2 separate regions of the Homo sapiens genome follow, and region 2 is linked to region 1. A link is a loop called in an ENCODE intact Hi-C map of the cell type or tissue named here. Cell type or tissue: K562. All regions are shown on one strand. Links, peaks and the distances in the headings refer to the core of each region. The heading gives the core; the rest is flanking DNA. Region 1 overlaps MYL12B (myosin light chain 12B). Region 2 overlaps DLGAP1 (DLG associated protein 1).

Region 1 (10,500 bases), core at 1,570-9,569:
CAGCAATGAGATATCAATCACCCAGCTAAAATGGCTTCTATCCAAAAGATAAGCAATAATGAATGCTGGAGAGGATATGGAGAAAAAGGAAACCTTGTACACTTTTGGTAGAAATGTGTGTTAGTACAACCACTATGGAGAAGAGTTTGGAGGCTCCTCAAAAGACTAAACATAGAATTACCACAAGATCCAGCAATCCCACTGCTAGGTATATGCCCAAAAGAAAGGGAATCAGTATATCCGAGAAATGTCTGACTCCCATGTTTATTGCAGCACTATTCACAATAGCCAAGATCTGAAAGCAACCTAACTGTCCATCAACAGATGAATGGATAAAGAAAATGTGGTATGTATACATGGTGGAGAACTATTCAGCCATAAAAAAGAAAAAAGAGTTCCTGTCATTTGCAACAACATGGATAGAACTGGAGATCATTATATTAAGTGAAATAAGCCAGGCACAGAAAGACAAACTTCACATGTTCTCACTCATTTGTGGGAGATAAAAATTAAAACAATTGAACTCATGGAGATAGAAGAAGGATGGTTACCAGAGGCTAGGAAGGGTAGTCGGAGGCAGGGGAAAGTGGGGATGGTTAACGGGTACAAAAATAAAGTTAGAGAGAATGAATAAGATCTAGTATTTGGTAGCGTAACAGGGTGACTACAGTCAATGATAATTTATTGTACATCTTTAAGTAGTTGAAAGAGTATAGTTGGAATGTTTGTAACACAAAGAAATGCTAAATGCTTGAGGTAATGGAAACCCCATTTACATGGATGTGATTATTATGCATTGCATGCCTGTATCAAAATATCTCATATATGCCATAAATATATTTGCCTACTGTGGACCCACAAAAATGAAAAATTAAAATTGAAAAAAAAAATGTTTAAAACTGAACTCGTCATTTTCTCCCCCAAAACTTTGTCCTGAACTCTCTATCTCTCTTGACTACACCTCCACCCACTCAGCTACTCCGTAAGCCTGAAAGTGAGTGATCCCAGACTCCTATCCATCCCCATATATGTGTTCCCTGTGTCTCCTTCAGGGCTCCTAGTATGCTCACCAGCAGCTGCAAGTGACCCACAAAATCAGGCCACTCTGGCATCTACTTGCACTTTCTCCCTTCACTCTCCATCCCACCTGGTCTGATCCTTTAGCTCCCTCCTCCTGGCGAAGTTGGATGCATTTGATACTGCCTTTGCACGAGTTCCCTAGGCCTTGATCTGACATAGGCTTGGATGTTGATATGGTTTGGCTCTGTGTCCCCACCCAAATCTCATGTCGAATTGTAATTCCTAGTGTTGGAGGAAAGGCCTGGTTGGGGTGGGTGTCCCCCTTGCCGTTCCTGTGATAGAGCTCTCACAAGATCTGGTCATTTGAAAGTATGTAGCACTTCCCCTTTCGCTCTTTCTCTTCCCTCCTCCCGCTCTCTCTCTTCCTCCTCCTCCCGCCATGTAAGACGTGCTGGCTTCCCCTTCAGCCATGATTGTAAGTTTCTTGAGGCCTCCCAGCCAAGCCTCCTGTACAGCCTGCAGATCTGTGAGTCAGTTAAACCTATTTCCTTTATAAATTACCCAGTCTCAAGTATGTCTTTGTAGCAGTGTAAGAACTGACTAATACAGATGCTGTCTGTCCATTTCTACTGATACCTTCAAGTAGACCTGCAGCGACATCCTGATCCCTGTCTTCCAGGGGAGGGAAAGCACGGTGTCACTCCTATCATTTCTGCAACTGCCCGCTTCTTCACCATCTCACTCCTTTTTGGCCGAAGTGCTGCAGGAGCTCCTTAACTAGTCTCCTACTTCTAATATTAGAATATAATATTTCCCACCCCCAATGTATTTTTTTCTACTGCTATTAGTGATCTTTGTTGTTGTTTTTTTCTGGGATTGGTTTTCACATTTGTATTGGGGGCCACAGGGAAGGGAGCTCTTCCCTGTCAATAGAGGAGCTCACAGATTCTTCAGTCACTCCTACTTCTTCAGAATCTTCTTCCAATTCATTCATTTTCTCAATCTCCACCACTCCAGCTCAGATCTTTCTAAGAATACGGGTGAACCAATGACAGGGCCAGGAAGGTGGCATCCAGGCCCAACCAACACAAACACCAAAGTTCTCACCATCTTTGCCGTAGCACTGCTATCAGGAGCCCCCGAACCCATGGTACTCAAGAGCCACTTGCTTACTTGGGAACATATGCTTGGCCCTTCAACATCTCTGTAGTAAAGTCATAAAGGAAAGATAACCCACTTTAACCTCCCTTCAAACTGAGGTGACAACTAGGATTTTATTCCCCTTATGCCAAGGAAGAAATTGCTTAATGGGACTACTTTGAGATTTTTCCTATGCTTGTAAAGAATATATCCTTTAGTTAAGATGATTATCATATGTTTTAGTTTTAATGGGAAATGCAAGTGCACATTCTAAAATTTTAAAAAGAAAGTGTTTACAATGTAATTAAGTTTTCCTCTCACCCCTGGCCCATGGCTACAAATTCCCACCACAACAGCAACTAGCTTCTGGTGTGTCTTTCCAGAGATGTTTGATTTATGGCTGCATGAACACACATGTGCACATATGCATGGAACACACATATTATATATAAATTGATTTCAAAATACAATACCTGGGCTCTATTTTTTTTGTTGTTTTTTGAGAGGGAGTTTCACTCTTGTTGCCCAGGCTGCAGTACAGTGGCGTGATCTCGGCTCACCGCAACCTCCGCCTCCCGGGTTCAAGTGATTCTCCTGCCTCAGCCTCCCGAGTAGCTGGGATTACAGGCATAGGCCACCATGCCCAGCTAATTTTGTATTTTTAGAAGAGACGGGGTTTCTCCACGTTGGTCAGGCGGTCTCGAACTCCCAACCTCAGGTGATCCGCCCGCCTCGGCCTCCCAGAGTGCTGGGATTAGAGGTGTGAGCCCCTGTGCCCGGCCTACCTGGGCTCTATTTTAAACCAAAGCCACAGATTTCCCTATCTGCTTGTCATTTCTGACCTCTGTGACACAAGCACAAAAGCTGGAACACATACTTGTCCCTGACTCACACTGCCCTGGCCTGGACAACCCCGACCTGCACCACAGGTCCTCACGGCCGGCCCATCCCACCCTCAATCTGTTATCAGTGTCTCTTTCACAGGTGAGGAGGTAGCTAATTTTGATACCTATGTCCAATTTAGCCCAGGTGCAAAGAAAGTAGGAGAGTGCCTTTGTATTTTCTAAATCAAACGCATCTTTTCAAATAAAAGAAAAATGTGCCACGGAAGAGTTTCAAAATCGAGGTCCGTTTTCACATATTCAGGTAAAGTAGCAAAGTGGTAGCAGTGACATGACAGATAGGTGCAACATATGAGGTCAAAAAGAAAAAAATCACAACAAAAATCATATGCATAAAAACACAGATATGCACTGAAAAGGTAAGCAAGAATCTAACCTTTTCCATCTCCATGATTATGCAGAGTAGAAAAGCTTATTTTTCATCTCTTTAAAATTACCTTGTCTGTTTCCTCTTGGCAATAACTTGGTCACATCCATCTGTCTTCTGTTTCACTTGATTTACTCAGGCCTGGCCAATGCTGCCAGCCTGACAATGAGCCCGGATTTGCACGGCCAGCCCGGATTTGCAGGTCTCTCCAGTGTGGCCGCTGTGGACTGGCAGTGGGCTCTCCTCCGCCCCTCCCCTCCACAGGGCAGGATGGGCTTGCTTCCCATCTGCCAGGCAACTCAGGGTCCGCAGCTCTGCATGGCAAGCCCATCAGATAAAGAGGGATTCCTGCTCTTGTTTGGTGGGTGTTCTATGACGAGGTTGGGGTTTTGTCTTTTAACAGGGAAAGAAATAGCCAGACTCACAAACAAGGGAGGGGCAAGGTTATATAAATGTGATATTGTTCAAGGAGTGTGCTGTGAAGATCCCCTAGCTACCTTAGACTGGGAACTAAGACCAGATTTGGAGCAAGGAGAGAGGCCCACCCCAGAGAGACACAAGCCTTTTTTGCTTGGGAAGAGTTTCTCAGCACCACTGATTAAAATTTGCCGTTATGAATGGCAAATGTTCTAGGGTTGCTGAGTTTATTCCCATGAATGCGGGCCTTGTTTCCTGCTCGCTTCTCTGTTTACAGATCCTTGTCTTTTCCTGTTGACATCCTTGGTGTTTTCATACCCACGGGGAAGAGGAGAAGAGCAGCGCAGAACTCAAGGGCAATTCCAAAACAAAAGGAAAAGCTCTGGAGTTGGGTGGGGCAGACAGATCCCACTGCCTGATAAACGGGGTGAGACCACAGTGGCTAAGAAGAAGCCTGGATTAAGAGGCTAGATCTGGAGGCTTTGGGGCCTTAGTCTTCCGATCTGAGAAGTGGGAGCATATCTCTCAAGATGCCTTTCAGCAAGTGGTCCCTGCTCCCAAATGTTTATCATCTGGCAGCGATGAAACGCAGGTCATCTACTGAATTTCGTTAGCTTGTCTGTAAAATAATCAGGAAATCCTGGATATTTTCAATATAAAACTCTTCAAATTGAGGTTTTTCTATTTCGTGCTTGCTTGAGTTCTCAGCTATGCGATTGGCTGGTATGAAGGCGATCAGCGGTAGCACTGAGAGAACAAACATCACTGTCAGGGCAAGCATTTCTCAAAGCTCTCTTTGACCTCTTCAGTGAGCAGTTAGACACCCGTCGCAGCTCCTGAACAGCTGTTTGGCACCCTGGTAACAGATAAGAACTCACATTCGTTACGTGCTTCCAAAGTGCTGGGCATTAAAACACTCCCAGAGAGTAGGGTCCTAGTTTCGCTATCACCCTCGGCTCTCAGATGTAATGTACACTTCAGTAAGTAAGAACTGAATAAATAGATTGAATAAAAGATTACTTGAGAAAAAGTACAGTAAGCACAACCTCCCAAATGAGCCAACCTCAATTTACACTCGGATTATTAAAAAATGCGAGTAGACGAAGGTCCTCAGATTGGTTTTCGCTGTGCTAGTTACCAGTGTCCACGAGGAAATATGAATCATCATCAAGTTCATTAAGAATGACTGTCTGAAAGGAAGCCTGTGTCCTGGCAATACAATCAACTGCAGTTAAGTGCGGCTGGTAAAAGATTAGGCTGGTCTCCTGTGAGACGTGTTAGAACAGTGTTTTATATTTAAACACCCCCATTCATACGCATCTCACAAAATACTTTTCGTACCTTTTGAGACCAGCCTGGCCAACATGGCAAAACCCTGTCTCTACTAAAAATACAAAAATTAGCTGGGCGTGGTGGCAGGCGCCTGTAGTCCCAGCTACTTGGGAGGCTGAGGCGGGAGAATCTCTTGAACCTGGGAGGTGGAGGTTGCAGTGAGCCGAGATCACGCCATTGCACTCCAGCCTGGGTGACAGAGCAAGACTCCATCTCAAAGAAAAAAAAAATAGAAGCTGTCTCATAGTCATTTGTGCTAGACCTGTTTTTCATCAGCTTAGGTGCCTTATTAGAGTATATTATCTAGAACTATAATAGATACAGTTCTCAACATTCCTGAGGTGGTAATAATAGCATTCCTATATAAAGCATAATTTTACAGAGTATTTTCATACATAACCACTAGCTCTGTGCTTTAGCCTTCTCATCTCTAAAATTGAAGTGATGGTAACAAGAACGACTTGTTCAAGTCAGTAAGTGGAGGAAGTCTGGTCTTTTCAGTGCAAAGCCTATGATCTCATGTTCAACAAAGGTCATTATTTCGGTGTAAAAGCCACTGGAGCCAAGCTGAGATTCTGGCACTTTCCAAGCACTCAATAAATACTTGTAAATTAATGAAGGAAGGAGGAAGGAAGGAAGGAAGGAAGGAAGGAAGGAAGGAAGGAAGGAAAAAAGAGGGGAGGGGAAGGGGAAGGAAAAGGCAAAAGGGGTGGAGAAGGGGAAGGGAATTTGCCATTGATATTTGTAAAAAGGAGTCCTAGAGATTATTCCCTACATTTGGGGCTCATGAAATAGTATGAATTTAATTGTAAGACTTTTCATCAATTATTTAAGAAACAACTTTGAGAAAGTCACAGCATTACTGACAATAATGCTGTCTAGATACTCATGATTTGGCTGCTTTATCTCAAATTCATTAGGGAATGGGTTAAGACAGTACTATATTAAGAACAATAGTGCCACCTAGTGACACTTCTAGTTATTGTCTCTAAAATTGCCTATGACAACCATTCTAAAAAAAAAAGATCCACTTAAGAGACTGTGTGATATGTGCAATCCATCATCTTCATCATTTTTCTATACAAGAAACCTTTTCTTGAAATTTTAGTATGTGATAAATCTTTACATCCTCATTCAGATTTCCCAGATGATGTTTCTAAGGGATCTTTTTATACCCGATTTTTCAGTAGTTTATGTTTCTATTTCAAAAACTGTGTTTCTTATAATTTAAGAAATATAAATTTATTTTATATTTCTGTTTCTTATATTTTAACACATATCAATTTTGAGATGCAAATCAGTATAATTGCTGCTCGTAGGATAGACAGTATTAAATATATACATTGTGAGACATTCTGATCAGGCTACAGGTACTAATTATGTAATTAGGAAATTATAGGTTTAATGAGAAGCACCCATCTCGGTCAAAAAGGTTAGAAGCTCGACATTTCTCTAGCTTCTTTAGTTATACAAAGTTGAGCAGGTCAGGTAACTTCAGTAATCTCATCTGTGAAATGGGATGACAATTCCTACTTTATCCACTTCCTAGCGTTCTGAGGATCAAGCACAATTCACAAACGCTTGTAAAACTGGCTCATGACCATAAGAAACTATCGACGGTGTTTCCATAATCACTTTCTTGGGAGGAGCACAACTGCCTGCGCTCAGGTGACTGCCCCACTGCTTATTCCCTGTGTAACTTTGGGAAGTTACTTCCTTGCCCCCTGACATTTCATTTGTAGAACAGGGATAACAATACCTACCTCAGGCCGGCCGCGGTGGCTCATGCCTGTAATCCCAGCACTTTGGGAGGCTGAGGCGGGCGGATCACTTGAGGCCAGGAGTTTGAGTCCAGCTTGGCCAACATAGTGAAACCCCATCTCTACTAAAAATACGAAAATTAGCCAGGTGTGGTGGTGCACACCTGTAATTCCAACTACTTGGGAGGCCGAGGCACGAGAATCGCTTGATTGAACCTGCAAGTGGAGGTTGCAGTGAGCCAAGACTGTGCCACTGTACTTCAGCCTGAGTGACTCTGTCTCAAAAAAAAAAAACAAAAAAAACCCAAAAAGACCTACCTCAAAGGGCAGTTGTGTAACGTGCTTCGTACATAGTGAATACTCAGTGCATTTTCACTATGTGACCACACACACACACTCACTGCAGTGGCCACAGAATCAACCATCAACTTAGGAGATTGTCACTATGTGGTTCTCAAAAGGAGATATTAAGTAGACAAAGTTTTCATCGTCATCATTAATAATATTTACTGGACACCAAAAAGAAACAAAGTCTTGGCCCAGGTGTCTTCCACTACTGGATTCCACAACACTCTTCACAAATAATACAGATGAAACAGAACAGTGTGTCAGGTAAACGTAAGGCAGTCGAGAAACAACTAAGTTTTTTTGTTTTTAATCTTCAAAACTTTTCTCTCAATTTTTCAAATCTGGCTTTAAGCAGATCAATAAAATAAGCACAGTTACGATTATGCCAGAGATGGAAACAAGGCTGAGCTGGAGGGGAGGAAACAGATAGGACCCGGAGAGGCGTTTTATAGCTATCTCCCCTGGACCTGAGTCCATGCTGCCCCCTCTTGCCTGGACGACGGCAACAGCCTCCATACCGGCCTTCTTGCTTCTCTTCGTGCCCCTCCATTCAAGACACAGCACCAACACTGATTTTAAAAATATAAATCACCTTTCTTCCCTGCATTTCACATTAGGACTCTGCTCCAAATACCCTCCCTGGACCCGTATCATCCATGTGCTCTCCCGATGCTCCTACCACACGACAGCCTCGCCCTGATCCTCACATGGGTCCGGACCTCCTTCCTGTCATTCAGATCTCAGCTTACCACCCAGAGGCCTTTCCTGACCACCCTGTCATGCATGCCCAGTTCTCTGCACAGCACTTAACCTGAAATTGCACATGGATTGTCTGCCAGCAGAGAATGCAGTCCCACGAGGGCAGCATCCTTGTCTGTCCCACCCCCCAGTTATCCCCAACCCTTACAACAGTGTAGGGTACATAACAGGTGGTTGACAATGGTTCAATAATCATCAAGATTATCCCACCGTATTTTTCTGTTTCCTGTGAAACACACAATTCTCCACCTGGTTTTGTGACACATTGTGGTGAGTTTAAGCTTCTAAGTGGAAAAAAGAGCCAGATGTAGATTCTTATATTTGTTAGATCTTGGGCAGGAGCTTCAGTCTAAACTTCAGGTCTATTAATAAAAAGTAGAACTGATACCTCAGAGACTAAGAGGATTGGGTGATAAATGTGACAGTTCATATGAGCTGCTCCCTCATTCTAATGATAAAAGGAAGCCCAGGCAAATTGTTAGCAAGTGAATACAGACCAGCCTACTGCCCCAAGTTGTAAAGCACCAATATTAAACAACATATAAATGCTTTGGTGTTAAGCAGACAAAATACCATCACAATACTTTTAAGAGGGGAAATCGGTATTGAACAACGTTGGGTAATTTTTTAAAACGGATTTTTTCCTTTTTTAGATTGTTCTCTTTATTCTCGTATTGCTTGGCCTTGAGGATTCTGAGCTCACAGCAACCTTGTCTTTCGGCTCTTTTCTAGTCTATATATTACATGAAGTGCCTTCAAACACACAATAGTATTGTTTATTTTAACCTGGAATAGAATTTTCTGAAATTCTGTTCCAATCATCAATTACCCCAAGATTATTTTAAATTTCAATAATGACCACAGAATTGTATCATAATAGAACAGAAATGTCTTGACTCTTTTAGACATTTGGGGCTTTTCAGAGACAGTATCGTGGTTCCAGCACTGTGAGCTCTGAAGTTAGGTGCCCTAGGTTGGAATTCCAACTCATGTCCTAATAGTTACCCTAATCAACTGCTCAAGTATGCTAGGTCCTCCCACTTGAAATACAGGGCTAATAAAAATCCCACAAGGTTGTTGGGAAGATTCAAGAAAAATTGTGTAGGCACAACGCTCCACATATAGTAAATGTACAATAACTAATCTTCGGAATTTTGCCTCTTCTCAGAATCTTAGATGAACGCAATGTTTAATGTTTTCCCAGATACATTCTATATTTATCATTTAATAAACATCTGACTAGAAGCGTGAAAAACAATGGCATAACTAGTTTTTACTGCATAATAATGTTAAAGGGTACTTAAAAGTTCTGAAGAACACTGTCCCATATATGTGAAAAATCAATTTTACCATAAAACCTGAATCATATGAAGTTGAAAACCTGAAAAAAGGACTACCCCCACCTATCAATCATTTGTTTAACTTGCCATTACATTGCATTTGAGTCAGCATAATCTTTATTTCAAAATAACATTTTTATTATATAAAAATGTAAAAATCCAGCAAAACCAGAAATACGAATATATTTTTCTGGGCTTTCACATTTGTTGATTTTTATTCGCGATCTTTTTCAATACAATTTACACCCTCATCCCCATTTCCAGTCTGATTATACAAGTGCTAAGTGGCAGAAAGGTCTGGAATAAATACATCAAAAAGAAGAGGCAAAGCTGTGAAACTAAGTTGCATGCAACAGGTTCTATGAGGGTGGGGGAAGTGTCTGAGAAGTAAAAGAGAGTAAGACAATGTAACTGGAAGATTTTAGCTAAAGTTCTTTCAGTCATCTTTGTCTTTGGCTCCATGTTTCAGGATGCGTGTGAACTCGATGTAATTGAAATTCCCCTTTTTGTCAATAGGTGCTTCTCTGTACAGCTCATCCACTTCCTCATCTGTAAACCGATCCCCCATGGTTGTCAGCAGCTCTCTTAGGTAATCTTCCTGAATGGTGCCTGGAAGACAATAGAAAGAAGAAAGCAGTCATCAATACTTCCTGGCACTTTGATGGTTCATTCCTAAAGCTTGTCAATCGTATAAAATATTTCAGAATATCCATATCTATAAACAAAGTAAGTTAGTGAACTAAGGCTATATGAACTATATCATTATGTTTTCCAATTATTCTTAGAGTTCTGTGTTAATATTAGATCAAATCATTTAAAAGCTCAGAAACAGATCATATGCTTACAAAATTATTCTTAAGCAAATATTTTCTAAAGGTAAAAAAAGAAAACCCCTTCTATTTCACAGAAGTACTTTATATAGTGTGGAATGAGGCTGGGCATAAACAAATAGCACTCACCTGTTGCTTCTTCATCAAAGCAAGCAAAGGCGTTTCTGATGACATCTTCAGGATCTGTGCCATTTAACTTCTCACCAAACATGGTCAGGAACATGGTGAAATTGATGGGCCCTGGGGCCTCATTCATCATGGCATCAAGGTATGCATCAGTGGGAT
Region 2 (10,500 bases), core at 1,543-9,542, 590 kb before region 1:
GAAAAAATCTATATTTCAATGTTGGGAGGTAGTATGTTAGTAAGAGAATTAAATGTAAAACAGTGTAGACCTCCCAACCCCTGTGCTGAGGCTGAAGAGATGCTGTAAAGAAAGGGAAGAAAGAGCCATATATTCATATGGGGTCAGAGGAGAATAGAAAATACCTCCTGAGAACTGGGCTTCTGGCTCCCTTCTTGCTTCTAGGAAATGAAAAGAGGATCTGCCACCCCGTGCAAGCTCTGCTGAGGAAGATAGGGTTAGCCCGTGCCAGCTAGCTCCAAGGGAATAATTTCATCTATAGGCTCATTCTTAGAAGTAAATTTGGGAAAACAGAGAGGGAAAGAGGGTTTCTTTGGAGTTCTTTTTTTTTTTTTTTCAGCTCTATTGCCTTAATTGCCAACTAATATTGAAGCTGGATTTACAAATGGATTTAACTTCAATATTAGAGACTTAGTAGGCAAAGCACTATTCTTCTAGTTCCCGGAGCGTTCTAGTCCTTATTTGCTGCTAACTAGTAACATGACCTGGAAACATGCTTTCAGCTCTCTGGACCTCCTTCCTCTGCTAGAAAATGAGGCGCTTGGTCCAAAAGATGTATGATCTCAGTATGCATTTTCAAACTCGTAAATTACATGTGTCAGAGTACTAATTAGAACTATTTTCAAGAATTGGAAGTCCCAGGACTCTCATTTCAGAGATGCCTACTGTATGTTTTTCAGATGTTGTCTAATTTGCTCTTTAAAATTCTAGAGATATTTCACAGTTGAAGAAGCTAAGATTTCGTAAATTAGGTTAAGTAACCTGCCCAAGGACACACAGCTAGTATGTGGCAACACGTTGGGTCAAAACTGATTTGTCTGCTTTCAAAGTCTGTATTCATTTACTATGCCCAATCTCTACCTCCTCCAAATACAAAGCAGAGGAAGGAAGCAGTGTATATCAAATATCTATTATGTGCCAGAAACTGTGTATGTCTCATTAAGTACTCAAAACAACTTTGTAGAGTATTATTTACTTTAGTTTTATAGACAACAAAACAGGCACAAATGCTTAAATCATTTGCCCAGGAACACATAAACAGTAAGTGGGGGAGCTAGCACTTGATCCCAAATCTACCCAACTCCGTAATATGCTTCAGTAATGGAAATGAGTGCGTATTTTTTATTTTATTACTTGATTTATTTTGTGGTAAATGTATGTGTGCATTTGACCTCATATGCATGTGAGAAGTTAAGAGGGCATGGATATGAAATTAGACTAACAATGAAACAACTGATTATGTCCCTAATTTGATTCAAGACTAACAAAGATGAAATTAGTAATCACCAATAATAAAGTCTAAATACTAGCAAAGCTCTGCTTCTCTCTTTGCGGAATTATCACTTAGAATTCGCTTAATTTAGGCCATTGCCATGATTCTATAGAAAATGAGAAGTCTATAAGTATTTAGCCTCTGCCTGACATTGACTTAGGAATCAAATACTGTAGCTTGAAATCGTTGCAAGTCCCAGTTAATACGGTCAATTGTATTATGAGTGATAAGTGCTCACTCACAAGCTGTCTGCAGTTAATAAAAAAAGGGACTCCTTTTTTTTCCAATATTGTTATTTTTAAATGTCAAGAATCAGATGTCTGCTGTTTAGAACTATTGTACCGCTGCCAGTGACTGTCTGTATTAGGGTTGGGAGCAGGAACATGGATTTGAAGACATTAAAACTGTTTAATTCTCAGTTGAGATGTGGTTGGCTCTTATACATTTGGAATAAAGCATTTATGGCACATCTCAGGGTAAGTGCTTAATAGTTAAATAAATAAAATAGGAAGAGGTTCAGAGATAGAATAAAAGGTGGTTTTTGTTGTTGTTTTGTTTTTGCTTTTAAAAAGCAGAATTCTTGGTTCTGTTTATGCCTCTTTATGTAAATGTTGTATGTTGAGTGACTGACATATAAAGCCATTCAGAAGAGCAAGATTTTAGATTTCCAACTGTTAACCTAAAAGAAAAATCCCTTCAAACAGTGTATTTTGCATTCATTCAGCCGTAGAAACAGGAAAAGGGAAACAAAACGCTCTCTCCGCGGTAGAAGTGGAGAGAGAGAGACAGAGGGAGCGAGAGAGAGAGCAAGACAGACCGAGAAGGAAAGCACTCCCAGAGATGAAATTTTAGGAAAGCAAAATGATCGACCTTTTTAAGGCTGAGTGGGTTTCTTCAGTTTGTGTGCAAGTTTCAAGAAATGGAAGGACTGACCAGGTTTGGGTATAACTCTTTTATTACTTTGTATTTGGTAATAGTGTGGTGTTGATTTGGATGGTTTTTGTGGTAGGGAAAGGAAGGGGTAGTATTTGTGATTTTATTTCTCCTCTAAATAATGGCTAGAAAGACTGGAAGAGCTGACAAATTAATGTGTGCACAGATAGTAAAAAAGCAGATGGAGACATCAGATATCTACAAATCTGTGTCTCCACAAGGGCTTTATAAAATCTTTAATTGACACATGATCTCCTTAGATCTGCTAGGTGCTCTTAGAGGATATTATATGGCTGGTGATTGAAATATGATCGGTTGTTTTCCAGGACCAGGATTCTGAATAGTTACTGTTGCTTTGCAAAATTAACATTTATGATGATTGCTCTTTTTGGGGGTGGGGGTCTGCTTAAATAAGGTACCACACAAGATCACTGAGGAAGCATTCATAAGCATGAATCCAGGATCTTTTAAATACAGGTAAAATTATTTTTTTCAATAATTGGTTCAAGATTATTTCCATCTTTGCCCAGTGGGAGTTTTCTTTCCCTGGCTGAGTTTTCCTCCCTCTTGTGTTAGAACAATTTTAAGTCTCCCAATTCAGTTAAAACTACTTTACATGCAATTTATGAAAGTGCTGAACAGTTCTGCTAATGACTTTGGCTACTGGGATGTTTCTTTGCTGCCTTTTTCTGAAATCCCATCCACCACATTCATTGATGATTTTCTTTATTTTTAATTTAAATTGCCCTAATAATCCAGCAAGTGAATGTCAAGGTTCCTGAATGGATTTCCTATTGGGTTTGCACAATCTTCTCCCTGTTTTTCACTGATCTTGGTAGAGATGCCCCTCTTCATTCATAAAAAGATGAGATTGCTCCTGCCTGGTGCTAACTTTGGATGTGGAATCAGTGATCAGCAGCAGAATTCTGTTAATTCTCTCTCTCTGATTCTCTTTTATTCTCACTATTGTCAGGTCCAATTAATAAAGGGAAAAAAAAATTGACAAAACATTGTGAGAAAGCAGCAGTCCAGAAAGACTCAGTGGTAGTAAAGGGAAGATCAAAAATATATAGGAAAGCCTTCTTGGAAGTTATTAAAGAAACTTTATTATTCTTGGCCTTCAGTTTCACTGTTTTCTAAAGACATTTTCGGCAACACCAAAGTGCTTGGTTAGCCACAGTCAGAGGTTTCTGCCTGTAACACACACTTTCTGATCTCACAGAATTCCAATCTACTAATTAAAGGCATAGCATTAGTTAGCAAAGAGTGAAAGAGAAAAACTAGCCTTGGATCTCTCAGTGGCCAGTAGATTTCGTTTCCCCTTTTTCCATTCTCCTCAGAAGACAGTTTGCTTGATTGCAAATTAAAGACAGTAAATCAAGGTAATCATTCACCATTCTTTAAGAGAACTATTCACCCACAGTCTCTAGCCCACATGAGATCATGGCATTACACAATTTTACACAGTGATTTGTGAATGGTAGAACACATTGCTCTTTTGTGTCAGGTTTTTTAGGAACTGCTAAAAAATATATGCAGTATTGCCAGGCTGACTTTAATTTGTAATTAGATTATGTTTTCCACCACTTTGGGTTTAGGTTCAAAGACAACAATCTGTCTTAGTGGGTTATCACACAGGGAGAATTTTTTTTTCACATTATTTTGGTAAATTCATATTTAAGTGTTTTTCCAAATTCTTAAATTAAAACCACAATAGGTAATTGCATTAATTTTTTTTCAGTGACTGATTTACTTATATTCAACCCAGTCCTCTATGTTTATAAACTAAAAGGTAATGATATAAAGAATCAATTAATTACTGTTACACAGAGATAAAGGAGAAAATATTGTGTAAAGAAAGGCATAACATTTACTCTTACTGTTACTTTTGACCAAATTCTTGTTTTTAATTTTTTTTTTTTTTTTTTTTTGTCTTGGAGAGCACTCACGTGATTAAAGAAAGACCTCTTCTGATTCCCTGATCTTTTAAATGTAGGAATATTTAGGACTCTCATTAAAAACTTTTTGTTTCATTTGCTAAAGTCTAGCAATATGCCTGCTTTTTTTCCATTTCTAAGATATATTTATACAATGAATTTTCTGGATATGTGGGTCCTTTTGTGTATATTAGGTCACTGTTCTCTGTCAACTGGAGTTTCTACTAATTGTTTCACAGAATTAGGAAACTTCCCACAAAAATCAGGCTTGTGATATCACAGAACTGTCTATGAAGCAGAATTATGTGAGCCTGCGGTTACTGCATGCCAGGTGCATGTGTGCAGGTTTATATATACACCTTCTATCTGCATAGGTATCCCTGCAACAATACTTCTAAAATATGCATTTATACACATGCTGTTTTTGATCTCTGATTCATGAACTCAGATCCATTTTAAGAGTGCCATTTCACAAAGTCCATGGAAGAGGTATGACTATGAAGTGGAGAAACAGATTTTTCATAGACGTTGGAAAATTCATTACTGTGCTTTTCCAGTGATTATATTGAACTTCACCTTGGACCATTCGTGTAGACTAGTTAGGGATGTCCTGCTTCTCTGGTGTAAGAATAAAGAGGTTTTAGTCCCCTTAATAAGGGAGAATCCAACAATTGTAAAATAAATGACTTTTGCTCTCCTTAATTTTTTTAACCACAATTTAATATACGCTTGCAAGATTGTCTAACTCCTCCCTGATTTAATTCTCCGAGACTCTAAAATCATAAGATACATAATTAAAGGACCAGGCAGAGTTGGGTTTTTTTCCCCTTAAAATGACAATTTTAGAATAGTAGAACCTCCTGATCAGAAGGTCATCTGGTGTAGCTTCCCATTCACACTAATCTCCCTGCAATGCGGACATTGTATCTTCCTATCTATTTTTCATCTAATAATCTCCTTGTAAAAGAAGGCTTTGAAATTATTTAGTCCAATTTAGTTTTTTGAAAAGAGAAAAATCCTAAGGAAATACCTCGATGAAATCAGTCATCTTGCCAGTGGAACCTGGCACTCGCAGGCTCACTGCCTGGCTACCAGTGCTGTTCTCTTCCCATTATGTTGTACATATTCTATTATCCATTCTCATAACATCCTTTTAAGGCAATGGGGCCAAGGCACAGGGAAGCAAAGGGAGAAGCGACATTATCTGAAAGTTAGAGTTGAAGCAAGTTTGTGACTCAACAGTCTCAGAAGAGGCAAAGATTAACTAAATAATGCCTGCAATTATTTATTTTAACTTCCAAAGAAAAGAAATTGGTGTGTTCCTCCTTTAATGGATGAGTTTTCCCTGGATCATGGTAAACCACGTAGCAAAGGAGGATGCATAGAGCAGAACACATTAGGATATGTGATCTTTAGGGAATTTGCTCAGAGCCCTGGTTAGATTTTGAAGACAGCATGCATCCTTCCAGCATCTTCCACTCCTTTGAAATCAGCATCCCTCATCTTACTTCTCCAGGATAAAAATTAACATAGCTGTTACCATATTTGCAAAGGCCAAACTTTATTTGATAGATAGATAGATAGATAGATAGATAGATAGATAGATAGATAGATGTATTTATGTATAAAATATGTATGGTGTGACAGGTAGGAATTACGTATTGGAACAATGGGACCATGGGACCAAATATATTAAATGGGAGCAACTGCAGCAAATCTGAGAGGAATAGTGTGCAGGATACATACGCTAAAAGCTACAAGCTAATCTCTTAGTTATTGCCCCCTACATGTAAAAGTAAGTGATTGGAAAGGATTTATCTCTAAAATTGGAAATGCTACATGAAATATTGTAAAGTGGAATCAATACGGGTACATATGGGCACAATAATATCACATGTATGCCTGTAGAGAATCATATATATGTATGGCCACTTGCTCTATCATTGAATATTTAGAGGTAAAGCTTCCTTAATTTTATGTGCACAAGAATCACCTTGAGAGTGTCTATAAAATGAGGATCTCTGGCATCCACCCAAGAGATTCCGATTTCATAGATATGGGATGATTCTGACAGTGATCAATCCCAGAACTGCATTTTAAGTAACCCAGTTCTAGGGAACTGTAAGGCTTAATTTCTCATTGTATTTACTGAAGGGGGCAGTAGAGCCTAATAGATGAAAATATGGGATTCAGGCGCTCTGACTGCAAGCTTTATTGATGCTGGCTTGCTACATGACTTTGGGCTCTACTTAGCACTTCTATTTCTACATCTGTAAAATGGGCATGATGATATGACTGTGTTTGCTTCAGGTCTTAGAAACAAATTTAACTTCAAATTTGAGAAATAAATGAAAAATACAGTGTGAAAATATTCCAAGTTTGTAGATCCTCAAACATTAACAAGCTTTAGCTCTTTCCCATGTTTCATGTACCATACCACTTTTTCCTTTGTATTTCACTTCATCTAGTTTTTATTAAGCTGGCATTGGGATTAGCATGTCTGATTCTGTGGTAAAGAAAAGCCCTTTCCAATATGGGATGACAGTAGGTCTTAATCACAGTGTGGGTGTAAAATTTCACTGTCTTGTGTGCCGACTAAACGCAGAAAGCTTTCGTCTGAAGTCGAGAGTATCACAGTCAATCTTTTTTTCTTTTCTTTTTTGAAAGACAGTGTTTCCCTTTGTCACCCAGGCTGGAGTCCAGTGGTGTGATCATGGCTTACTGTAGCCTTGACCTCCTGGGCTCAAGCGACCCTCCCACCTCACCCTTCAGCGTAGCTGGGACTACAGACTCAGGTCACCGTGCCAGACTAATTTTTTATGTAGAGACGGGGTTTCGCTATGTTGCCTAGGATGGTGTTAAACTTTTGGCCTCAAGGGATCTTCCCACCTCGGCCTCCCGAAGTGCTGAGATTACAGTTGTGAGCCACTGCACCAGCCTGGATTAATCTTTTGATAGCTCAGCCTCAGTGGATCAGGTTTTCCCATGGCTTGATATTGGCTGATGGAATATAATTCTGGCTTCTTCAAGCTTTAGTGTATTCATACAGGGAAAAAAAAAAAAAACGCAATACACACTTGCTTTTGTTTTCATACGTTAAGTCTGTCAAGCTCCTGCTGCCTTATTCCAGACAGCTCTGGTAAGTCAACAGGACAAGCTTAATTAGTAATAACAGTCATAGGAGGTGTCTACAAGGGAACTCTATCCACCATCATCACCTCTTTAATTGGCTTAGGAGAACCAGGTTCTCTGTGGAGTGTTTCCTCCGTGGTGCTTTTCCACCATTGATAGAAGATGACCAAATGTCCTTGGCCATCACTCTTCTTTGCTCGTGCCCAAAGTCGCTAAGCCAGGTATATCATTCTTCTAATGTTGTAGAAATTGAAAAGAGCAAGTAAACACTGAAGCCAGATCTCTCTCATGACCTCTTCTCCACAGAACCATCGGAAGTTCAAACTTCTTCTGTGAGCCCTGTGACTTTGGGCAGTCTAAATTCTACCTCGCCTGCTTCTCCAATGTCATCAAAACAATGAAAACAAAACCATTCAGAATTCACAGGAAGGGTTTAATACATTTAATGAAATTATATCTCTTAATTATGAAAACTTGACCAAATAGGCTTGCCATTTTTGGTTATAAAAGTGGAAATTAGTGATGATAGAGATCATCCTATGGACACTATAAGACTCTGTAGGCCATCCCAGGACCTGCAGTTTACACTCTGAATGCCACCTGCCAGTCTAAGCTCCTCTGTGGACGTCCATCTGGCTAGCATCCCCTTAGGCAGTAAATAAGTAGGGAGAGAGGCCTTTCTACAGGACTTTTCCTTTTAAAGTCCTTTAAAGGAACCCTACCTGTAATCCTTAGAAATTTTATGTCTTTGTCTTCTCTCCTTAACTAGCAAAAGTTTCAAAGGCTTATCTGTAACTCAAGGGGTGTCAGTTCATTTGTTTGCAAATGAAACCTGAGCTTTCTGAAAATGACTCCCCTGCAAAATCATTCCCCCATAACACTCCTCCAGCCTTCTAGTCGATTTTAGATCGTTTCCTGTTCTCCCACCTCTTGGAAGTATTCCATGGCACGCTGAGCAGACACTTTTAGTCAAAAACGCCTATAAATAGCTGATTTTCCCTGCTTACTGCCTTCTCTCTAAGGCTTTCACAAAGGAGGTGAAACGAATCCACTAGAAACAAGAGCTTTCTGTGAGGGGTGTGTGGTGAGGCTTATGAAAAATCAAATCCACAGGCCGAAAATTATCGTGTAGGTAGCTTTGCCATATTTGAGTTACGCAATCACTGCATGGAAAAAGAAACATTTTATTTCATGCCAGAAGATCTCATGAACTGAACAAGCCATCAAGTGTGTCTCATCTGAACTTTCATGCTTCTTTAAAAACATGTACTTTGACTTTCACACTGCTATAAAAACAAAAAATAAAAAAAAACAAGTTTTATTTATTAGATTCTATTTGTAAATCTAGATAACCAATTCCTGTAGCCTTTCCATCATGGGAAATTTGAAATGATTTTCCCCATCCCCATTTCTCCTCCCAACAGCCCTTCTCTTTTGCCTACGAGGCCCCACCCATGGTCCACATCACAGAGCCCCCAGAGTGGGGCATGACACTCCTGGAACACTGTGCCCATGCTAGGCAGGACCTTAATTTCTTCGTTCACTGATCTTACTGACACAAGCCTTAGAAACCCATACCAGTGGTTAATTTCATCCCCTCCTCCTTCCTTCCCCACCCCGTGAACCCTCTTTAGCAAGAGAGCTGAGCTCAGCAATACTTTCCCCTCCCCAGTACTCCCTTCTCTCACTTCTTTTCCCTTTCCTTTTGTGCAGCTATTTTATTACATAATTTGGAAGGGAATCCTAGTCCAAGATTGTCAGTTTACAATGAGACAACTGAGATCTGGAGAGGCTAAGTGGCATTTCCATGGCCCTCAGTTGTGGAGAGAGGCGGGGAAAAGCAGTGGCACTCAAAAGTCTTCCTGAGCTCCTCTTATTTTCAAGTTATCTTGATGTTACCCACACTGTGACTCACAGTGTTAATAACACTGATTCTGGCTGGGCGCAGTGGTTCACACCTGTAATCCCAGCACTTTGGGAGGCCAAGGCGGGCGGATCACGAGGTCAGGAGTTCAAGACCAGCATGGCCAACATAGTGAAACCCCGTCTCTACTAAAGATACAAAAAAATTAGCCGGGTGTGGTGGCATGTGCCTGTAGTTCCCAGGTCCTTGGGAAGCTGAGGCAGGAGAATTGCTTGAACCCGCGAAGCAGAGGTTACAGTGATCCAAGGTAGCACCACTGCACTCCATCCTGGGTGACACAGCAAGACTTTGTCTCAAAAAATATATATAAATAAAATAAAAAATAACACTAATTCCACACTTGATGGATATTCAAGACATTTCCTTCCAGTCCCAGCCCCTGCCCTTTCCACTCTGGTGGCTGGATCTAATTTGCTGTGGCCTACGCCCTGTCTATTGCTAAAGTTTCTAGAAAGAGCATCTCATTATGCCTTTCTTTATTAATTTTCCAAGAACACACACCATCAATAGAAGCAGGTGTCTGGAACAACTCAAAGTATCACTTAGCCCAGTGCATTTTGTACTTTTTAACCACCAAAGTCTGTGTTCAAATAAAGCAAAACATGTAAAACAATTTAAAACAGCACTACTCACATGGACGCAAGAACAGGAGGTTTCAAATCTAAATTCTCTCCCCAAGCCACCCCACCCCACCCTGTACCTGGGCTGTCTATAATTTGAAAACTACTGCCCATTCCTTCCCTATTAATCAATCTAAGCTGTCTAAGAAAGAGTTTAATGATCCAGGAGGGAAACTTCTGTATCTGTTCTTAATAAGCCCACTCTTAATAAATGAGATCAATCGGAAAACTCTGATAAGTTCCCCCCAAAAAATTGGGATCTGTATTCTGAGCTTGGAAAGTTATCCGTCCCCAGTGTGGTAAGTTGTATTAGCAGCAGCAGCAGCAGTCCAGACTGCAGCCCTGGTGCCCTGCCCTTCATTAAAAAGACAGCAATTGATCCTGGGACTCCAGGAGTTCCTGATTGACTCAGACTACAAAATCACTTTTGGGCTTTAAGCTCTGATAGACAAATTCTTATGTTACCTTCATACCTTTTCTCCAGCTGTGACCCAAAAAAAGAGGAATTGACTTTTTTAGGAACACACAGGCCCCTTGACTCCCAGGCTAGTGCTCTTTCCACAGCACCATACTGAACATCTTTTCATCTCCATCCCATGCTGGATCCACTTTTATGTGACCATGACTAAGAATAAGATGAAG

What was found. Peaks named below come from ENCODE experiments on the same cell type or tissue, not always from the same donor. Only the 100,000 strongest peaks of a DNase experiment are listed, where the experiment ranks them.
Region 2: it touches region 1 in a loop (13-fold over the local background); 25 of 110 quality-filtered maps call a loop at or near these places.

What each region holds. Positions count from the first base shown.
Region 1 is chr18:3,277,259-3,287,758 of GRCh38, reverse strand. MYL12B (myosin light chain 12B) reads right to left here. Exons shown (of 4, transcript NM_033546.4): 3 at 10,345-10,500; 4 at 9,298-9,994. The coding sequence ends at 9,822. Among named protein-coding and RNA genes, the nearest start is that of MYL12-AS1, 20 kb to the right of the region's middle. In K562, for the core only: CTCF peaks have their summits at 6,135 (motif pointing left) and 7,770 (motif pointing left); DNase peaks (open chromatin) are centred at 6,118 and 7,758.
Region 2 is chr18:3,865,902-3,876,401 of GRCh38, reverse strand. The region is part of intron 4 of DLGAP1 (DLG associated protein 1); the gene reads left to right. Among named protein-coding and RNA genes, the nearest start is that of DLGAP1-AS3, 7.0 kb to the left of the region's middle. In K562, for the core only: a CTCF peak has its summit at 6,331 (motif pointing right); a DNase peak (open chromatin) is centred at 6,351.